Linked DNA regions of Homo sapiens: regions 2 and 3 are each linked to region 1. Evidence: chromatin loops called from intact Hi-C (ENCODE). Cell type or tissue: gastrocnemius medialis. All regions are shown on one strand. Region 1 overlaps GALNT17 (polypeptide N-acetylgalactosaminyltransferase 17). Region 2 overlaps GALNT17 (polypeptide N-acetylgalactosaminyltransferase 17). Region 3 holds the start of MIR3914-1 (microRNA 3914-1).

Evidence for each region. Hi-C counts contacts between places; a loop is a spot of excess contacts. Peaks named below come from ENCODE experiments on the same cell type or tissue, not always from the same donor. Only the 100,000 strongest peaks of a DNase experiment are listed, where the experiment ranks them.
Region 2: it touches region 1 in a loop (3-fold over the local background); 3 of 110 quality-filtered maps call a loop at or near these places.
Region 3: a loop joins it to region 1, with 3 times the contacts of the local background. A loop is called at or near these places in 4 of 110 quality-filtered maps.

Annotation. Positions count from the first base shown.
Region 1 is chr7:71,139,004-71,141,503 of GRCh38, reverse strand. The region is part of intron 1 of GALNT17 (polypeptide N-acetylgalactosaminyltransferase 17); the gene reads right to left. Among named protein-coding and RNA genes, the nearest start is that of GALNT17, 8.1 kb to the right of the region's middle. In gastrocnemius medialis, no CTCF peak of the experiment used is centred here; a DNase peak (open chromatin) is centred at 1,073.
Region 2 is chr7:71,613,719-71,616,218 of GRCh38, reverse strand. The region is part of intron 6 of GALNT17 (polypeptide N-acetylgalactosaminyltransferase 17); the gene reads right to left. Among named protein-coding and RNA genes, the nearest start is that of MIR3914-1, 310 kb to the right of the region's middle. In gastrocnemius medialis, a CTCF peak has its summit at 1,038; a DNase peak (open chromatin) is centred at 938; H3K27ac peaks cover 2,480 bases.
Region 3 is chr7:71,307,108-71,309,607 of GRCh38, reverse strand. All of the region lies in intron 1 of GALNT17 (polypeptide N-acetylgalactosaminyltransferase 17), which reads right to left. It overlaps MIR3914-1 (microRNA 3914-1), which reads left to right and starts at 1,838; the gene lies at 1,838-1,936. MIR3914-2 (microRNA 3914-2) reads right to left here and starts at 1,934; the gene lies at 1,840-1,934. In gastrocnemius medialis, no CTCF peak of the experiment used is centred here; a DNase peak (open chromatin) is centred at 1,327.

The sequences.
Region 1 (2,500 bases):
GTCATCCTGACATATGACAGTCCCATTTTACACTTAAAAAGTGAAGGGACTTGCCCAAGGTCACAGAGGTAATAAGTGACAGTGGAAATCAAACCCAGTCTGTCTTTTTTTTTTCTTTTCTTTTTTTTTTTGAGACAGTCTTGCTCTGTCGCCCAGACTCCCAGGCTACGGTGCAATGGCACAATCTCGGTTCACTGCAACCTCCGCCTCTCAGGTTCAAGTGATTCTCCTGCCTCAGCCCCCCGAGTAGCTGGGATTACAGGCGCTTGCCACCATGCCTGGCTATTTTTTGTATTTTTAGTAGAGATGGGGTTTCGCCATGTTGGCCAGGCTGGTCTTGAACTCCTGATCTCATGATCCACCTGCCCCGGCCTCCCAAAGTGCTGGGATTACAGGCGTGAGTCACCACGCCTGGCCCTGAGTCACCATGCCTGGCCCTGAGTGTCCTTTTAATACACTGGTTTGGGGGTTTTTTTTTAGAGTTTGGGTCTTGCTCTGTCACCCAGGATGGATGGAGTGCAGTGATGCAATCATGGCTCACTGAAGCCTCGAACTCTTAGGCTCAAGCGTTCCTCCCACCTCAGCCTCTCGAGTAGCTGGGACCATGGGCATGCACCACAATGTCTGGCTAATTTTTTATTTTTTGTAGAGAGAAGGTCTTGCTATGTTGCCCAAGCTAGTCTCAAACTCCTGGTCTCAAGCCATCCTTCCACCTCAGCCTCCCAAAGTGCTGGGATTACAGGCGTGAGCCACTGTGCCTGGTTCTTCTTATATATTCTTAAAGACTCGCAGGTCATCTAATCGTAGGTTGTTTCTTCGCTGGCCTTGGGCTTGGGTGTGCTCATGTTCCAACTTCCTGTGGTCACTCTTAGCTCTAAGTAATTACCGAGCTTTCTTCCTTTCCACAAAGGACGCTCCAGATTTGGCAACTAGCAAAGGTCAGGGGGGTTGGGTTTCTTCAGCAAGAATGACACTGGCTGCCTCTCCTGCTACCTCTGGGCTGGGCAGGTGGCAGCTGCCCCCACTGGCAGGGTGCCCACCACACTCACCTGCCAACACAGATGTGCCTGCATCTGAGGGCTGTCCAAGAACAGGACTCCCTATTTCTTCAGGAGGGGCCAACTGCAACCAGACACCATGAGTCCTTGGAGGTAAAGGGAGTGGGTGTCCTCCAGCACCCTGGCCCTGGTCCTAGGACCAAGCCTTCCATAACCCAGGGCCCGCGCCTGTCCTCAATCCCTGTGGAATGTCTGCGTGCAGCAAATGAAGGCTTGAACTGCCCTGGTTTCCTTCTGATGTTCCCTGCAGCAACTGATTTTAATATGCACATGTGCCCTCTCCCTTCGCTCCTTCCTGCAGGAAATGGTGGTACCGTCCAGCATCTGTGGGCTGCAAGAAAGAAGAAATATAACACCAGACCACCTCTGGCATTAATGAACGGAGATGCTTTCCAAATGCCATCCCTCTCTTTTTGTTTTTGGTTTTGGTGTGTGTTTGTTTGTTTATTTTTAAGACAGAGTCTCGCTCTGTCTCCCTGGCTGGAGTGCAGGGGCGCGATCTCTGCTCACTGCAGCCTCTGCCTTCCAGGTTCAAGCAAATTATCTTGCCTCAACCTCTTGAGTAGCTGGGATTACAGATGCCCGTCACCACGCCTGGCTTATTTTTGTATTTTTAGTAGAGACGGGGTTTCACCATGTTGGCCAGGCTGGTCTGGAACTCCTGACCTCAAGTGATCTGCCCACCACGGCCTCCCAAAGTGCTGGGATTACAGGCTTGAGCCACCGTGCCCGGCCACCATTCCTCTCTTTCTGACTCCACCTTGGAGACCTGTGAGAGCAAATCTCTTCCTCTCTCTGTGCCAAATCACTCTCCTTGCCTAGGGAGTTCTGTTGGGTGGGTTGTGGTGTGCTGGGGCTATATAGGAGCGTCTTGGTTTCCTATCACTCAGACTCCAACTTCAAGTGCCTGAGTGGCTTGGGGGCAGGACTGGAAGAGGTAATTTTGACTTCTCTCCATTTCTACAAAGATTTTCAATTTCTTTAAGCAACTCCACTTCTATTCACTATCCTTCTGAAATCTAAATTTGGTAACTAAGTTGAATCGATTGCATTTCTTCTTATGACAGAGCTGCCCTGGGCTCACAGGGATACAGCTCTGCTGTGCGTCCTGCGTGTGGACTCTGAGGAGAGGAGAGGGTGTCTCTAAGGCTTTGAGCCTGCGAGGGGCAAGTGAAGCTCCAGACCCCTCCATCTCTTTCCCCTTACTTATTAGGAAAGTGCTGGACTCCTGGGAGGAAGTACCCTGGTATTCCTGAACCTGGCTCTGCCCTTCCCTAGCTGTGTCACCCTGGAAAAGTCACATAGTATCTCTGTTTCTCACCTTTCTCACCTCTAAAATGAGAGAAATAAGTAACTTCCTCAGAAAGTGACAGAAACATGATAGAAAGCCAAAAATCACATAAAGAAGAATTCTAACAAGAAATCCGTCTGTCTCTAGGTCC
Region 2 (2,500 bases), 470 kb before region 1:
TACTCGAACAGACTAGATTCTAGTAAGAGCCCCAGTCTTGACCACCTGCCAGGCGCATTCTGATCTTCACCACTGACAAAGCCCCACTCTCTGATGATCTAAGAGTGCCCTCCCATCCCACCCAACTGGGAGCTCGTCTATAGGCACATTGGTTCAATCTTACAGACACTCAGTCTCGCCCAACTAAGAACCACATTCAAAACTGGGATCGAGGTTTCTGAATCCAAATTCTGGGCTTTTCCTGCTGCCTTGTGCTACACCTGCCCTGGACAGAGGTGGGCAAGACGACACCTCCTCCCCTGCTATCCTCAGGGGAAAGCTCCTTCCTTTCCTCCTGTCAAGCCGAGTGGAGGCTAAGCCTCTTCTCATGGTCTCATTCATTCAGAGTTCCTTGGAGAGAAAAGAGGTTGATGCAGAGTAAAAAGTAAGAAAGCACTTTGAGGCCGGGCGCGGTGGCTCACGCCTGTAATCCCAGCACTTTGGGAGGCCGAGGTGGGTGGATTATTTGAGGCCAGGAGTTGGAGACCAGCCTGGCCAAAATGGTAAAATCCTGTCTCTACTAAAAATACAAAAAATTAGCAGGGCGTGTTGGCATGTGCCTGTAGTCCCAACTACTTGGGAGGGTGAGGCAGGAGAATCCTTTGAGCCCAGGAGGCAGAGGTTGCAGTGAGCTAAGATTGTGCCACTACATTCCAGTCTGGGTGACAGAGTAAGACTCTGTCTCAAAAAAAAAAAAAAAAAAAAAAAAAAGTGCTTTGCTCCTAAAGTGCAGATAGAAAAAGGGCACCAAGGTGCTTTAATTTACTGCACAGGCTGGAAAAGCCACATCTGGGGCCCATGATCTCAGTATCAGTGACTCGGAGGTCTCGCTGGCAGATGGAGGGCCAGGGACATAAGTGACTCAGCCTGGGACAAGGGGAGCACAGCAGGCTAGCAGAGTGGAAGCCAGTCTGGATAAAGTCCCAATTGAGCCACTGCAGCTAAAATTAAATATGACAAATGGCCTGTTCAGTTACATTAGGCACTGGCAATGGGGCCTCTGCAGGCTATGTGCTGAAGCGCTGGCCTTGTCATCTCCCCAGCAGCCTCCCAGTCAGGGCTATATTCCTTCCACCAAAAGCTGCCACAGTGGTGCTGGAAGATTCTTGCCAATCACGCTGGTCTTGAAACAAGCCACCTTGGCAACAAACAGTAATCCGTGTCCTTCTTGAGGAGCACTAGAAATGTGAGGCTGGACATCATGGGCTGAGTATCCCTTATTCGAAGTGCTTGAGACCAGAAGTGGTTTTTTTTGCTTATTTCCCTCCCTTCCTCCCTCCCTCCCTCCCTCCCTCCCTTCCCTCCCTGTTTCTTTGTTTTTCTGTTTCTTTCTCTCTCCTCTTTGTTTCTTTCATTCTCTCTCTTTCTCTATTACTTTTTTCTCTTTCTCTGTTTCTCTTTCTCTGTTTCTTTCTCTTTCTGTTTCTTTCGCTCTCTCCACTTCTTTTTCTTTCTGTTTCTTTTTTTCCTTTCTCTTTCTTCCCTCCCTCCCTTCCTTCCATCCTTCCTTCCTTTCTTCCTCTCTGTCTCTTTGTCCTACCCTCCCTTCCTTTCTTTTTTTGAGAAAAGGTCTCACTCTGTCACCAGGCTGGAGTGCAACAGTGTGATCACTGCTCGTTGCAGCTTTGAACTCCTGGGCTCAAGCAATCTTCCATCTCAGCCTCTTGAGTGGCTGGAACCACAGGCATGCACCAATATGCTTGGCTAATTTTTTGTAGAGATGAGATCTTGCTATGTTACCTAGGCTGATCTGCAACTCCTCAGAAGCATTTCAGATTTTGGATCTTTTCAAATTTGGGGATATTTGCACTGTATTTAACAGGCTGAGCATCCATAATTTGGAAATCTGAAATCCAAAATGTTCCAAAGAGCATTTCTTTGAGTCATATCTGTGCTCAAAAAGTTTCAGATTTTGGAGCATTTTGGATTTCAGATTTTTTGGATTAGAGATACCCAACCTGCTCCCTATGACTTCTTGGCTCTCTCCAGAAGGAAAATTTGGGTTGATCCAACTTAATGTGATCACAAAAGTTTGGGGGATTAGGGCTTTTGTTTTGTTTTGAAATACTAACTTTGTTGGTGACAAGTCTAAACAGTTTTATCATAAAATCCTGCACTATGAGGACTAAAATAAAAAGTAATAGGTCTTGTAGTGAGTGATCCAGATCTGAAACAAATCAGAGTTCTTGACTCTCCATGTTATGAGTTTTTTGTGTGTTTGTTTTAAAGAGACAGGGTCTCACTCTGTCACCCAGGCTGCAATGTAGTGACTCGATCATATCTCACTGCAGCCTTGAAATCCTGGGCTCAAGTGATCCTTTTGCCTCAGCTGGGACTACAGGTGTGCATCACCATGTCCAGCTAACTAAAAAAAAAAAAAAAAAAAATCATAGAGATGGGGTCTCGCTATGTTTCCCAAGCTGGTCTCGAACTCCTGGGCTCAAGTAATCCTCTTGCCTCA
Region 3 (2,500 bases), 170 kb before region 1:
TCTTGAAATTAATAAGCAAATGTAAATAAAAGGATAGCTTGGGGGACAACTTTTGCAGTAAATGACACGACAAAAGTGTAGACAAAAGTTATGCGAACCCAGACGAAGGCATGGTTTTCTCTCCTTGGTCTCGGCAGGGAGCATGCATGGCTTCCTCAAGGAGATAACATTTGGATGTGGTCTCAGAGGGGTGGAAACTCCTTCCCAGCAGAAGGGAAAGCGTGTGCCTCAACTCACATAAGGAAGAAGCAAATTTAGCAGGGAATGAGATGGGAGGCAGGTAGCTGGGCAGGATGGCAAGGCTGGAAAGACAAACAGGAATTAGACTGCCAAGGGTCATGGATTTATTCACTGAGTCACAGTGAACCAAGAAAGGTTTTGAGTAGGAAAGAGAAAAGAAATGATCAGGTCTGGATGCAATGACAGCATAAAAATGACTGACAAGAGTTGGAAAAATGGCACTGAAGGGAAAAAAGACTAGGTAGAGGGTGACATCAGCTGTCCAAGTCAGACTCAAAAGGATTTGAGCTAGGACAAGTGGTGGATAGAGAGTAAAAAGAAATGAGCTGGGCGCAGTGGCTCACATCTGTAATCCCAACACTTTGGGAGGCCGAGGTGGGCAGATCACCTGAGGTCAGGAGTTCGAGACCAGTATGGCCAACATGGTGAAACCCCGTCTCTACTAAACATACAAAAATTACCCAGGCGTAATGGTGCTTGCCTGTAATGCAGCTACTTGGGAGGCTGAGCCATAAGAAATCCGTTGAACCCAAAAGGCAGAGGTTGCAGTGAGCTGAGATCGTGCCACTGCACTCCAGCCTGGGCAACAGAGCTTGACTCTGTTTCAAAAAAAAAAAAAAAAACTAAAGAGAAATGAAAGGCACTTCCAAAGCAGAGCCCAGAGCAGTTGCTGGCTTGTCTTCCCCAATACCTGTCACATCCCTTTTCTCATTGCATCCATGTTTATTTATCTCGTGCAAAGTGCCTGAAGCTGCAAGGTTCTGGGGATACAGAGGGGCTCTTGATCTAGCCAGGGGGACAGACAATTCCAGAGGAGCCTAACAAAGAGAGGATGCTGAAGATGTAAGTCCTAAATCAAATGGAGGGAGGGCAGTGAATTTGGTATAGAATGTTCGAAAAATCCTATTCATTCCCTCCCTACTCCTGAGAAACACATAGTGATCCTGTGACATCAGCCCCAATGCCTCTTTTGAAAGCAGTTCTATAAAAGGCAATGCCAAGGAATGAGAATGGAAACCGAACAGTCTGGGTGTGGGATGACCCTTGGCAACACGGGTGAGATCACACCCTGCCTTGGTCCCGGCACTGGCAGCCAGGATCTGCTCCCACCGAGCTGCAATCCAATGCTTCTTTCTTCCTCTGCAAATATCCTTCAAGGCTTGACAAATGTGAGTCACCACGACAAGAATAGTGCCATTCCTAAATAGCAGGTCTTTATATACTTTGTTTCCTTGCTCCTATTTGCTACTTTGTCACTAAGCTTTCCAGACAACTGCCCCCATGCAACAAACTCCCCTCTGACCCGGAGCCTTCAGACTTCCCAGAATTGGATGAAATGGAAAACACACAAGACCCCTGAATCAGGCTCAATGAGGCACGTCCCACCTACCCACCTGCTGTGCCCCTTTTCTCCCAAAGGTCTCAGTGTGGCCTCTTTCTAATAACCAGAAACTGTGATCTAAGCATCCCAATGAAGTAACCTTTACAATCTCCCAGAGCCAGAGAAATGCACAAATGAAAAGAAAAAAAAAATGCTTCACTCATAAGCATTGTTCTATTCTAAAAATAGTGCTCTAACCAATACTCACCAACCACTTGGACTTCAGATTTAACTTCTCATTTTCTGGTTCCTTCTAATGAGTATGCTTAACTTGGTAGAAGGAACCAGAAAATGAGAAGTTGAGTAGGAACTCTACTGCTACTCCAGAGACAGGTCTTAACGGAGCACAGAGTGGGTGCAACCAAGGAAGACTTCCTAGAGGTGGGGCTATGAAGACCAGGAAGTCTTCCTCGATTGCATCCACTCTCTGCTCTCTTAAGACCTGTCTCTATCATAGCACTTGATAAGCTGTATTATAATTTTCCGTTTAGATGCCCGTCTCCTCCAACAGATTGTGAGTTTCCTCTCTCATGGCAGAAAGTGGGTCTTATTGCCTCTGTAAGCCAGCACCTAGTGTAATAACATATACCCAGCAGGGTAAAACGTATACTCAAAAATGTGACATAAACCACAATGAGATACCACCTCACACCCATTAAAATGGCTACTGTCAAGAAAACAAAATAACAAGTGTTGGCGAGGATGTGGAGAAAGTGGTACCTTGTGCACGGCTGATGGGAATGCAAAATGCTGCAACCCCTATGGAAAACAGTATGGCGGTTCTGCAAAAAGTTAAACATAGAATTACCACAGGATCCAGGAATTTTACTTCTGGGCATAAACCCCAAAGAAATGAAAGCAGGGACCAGGGGTGGTGGC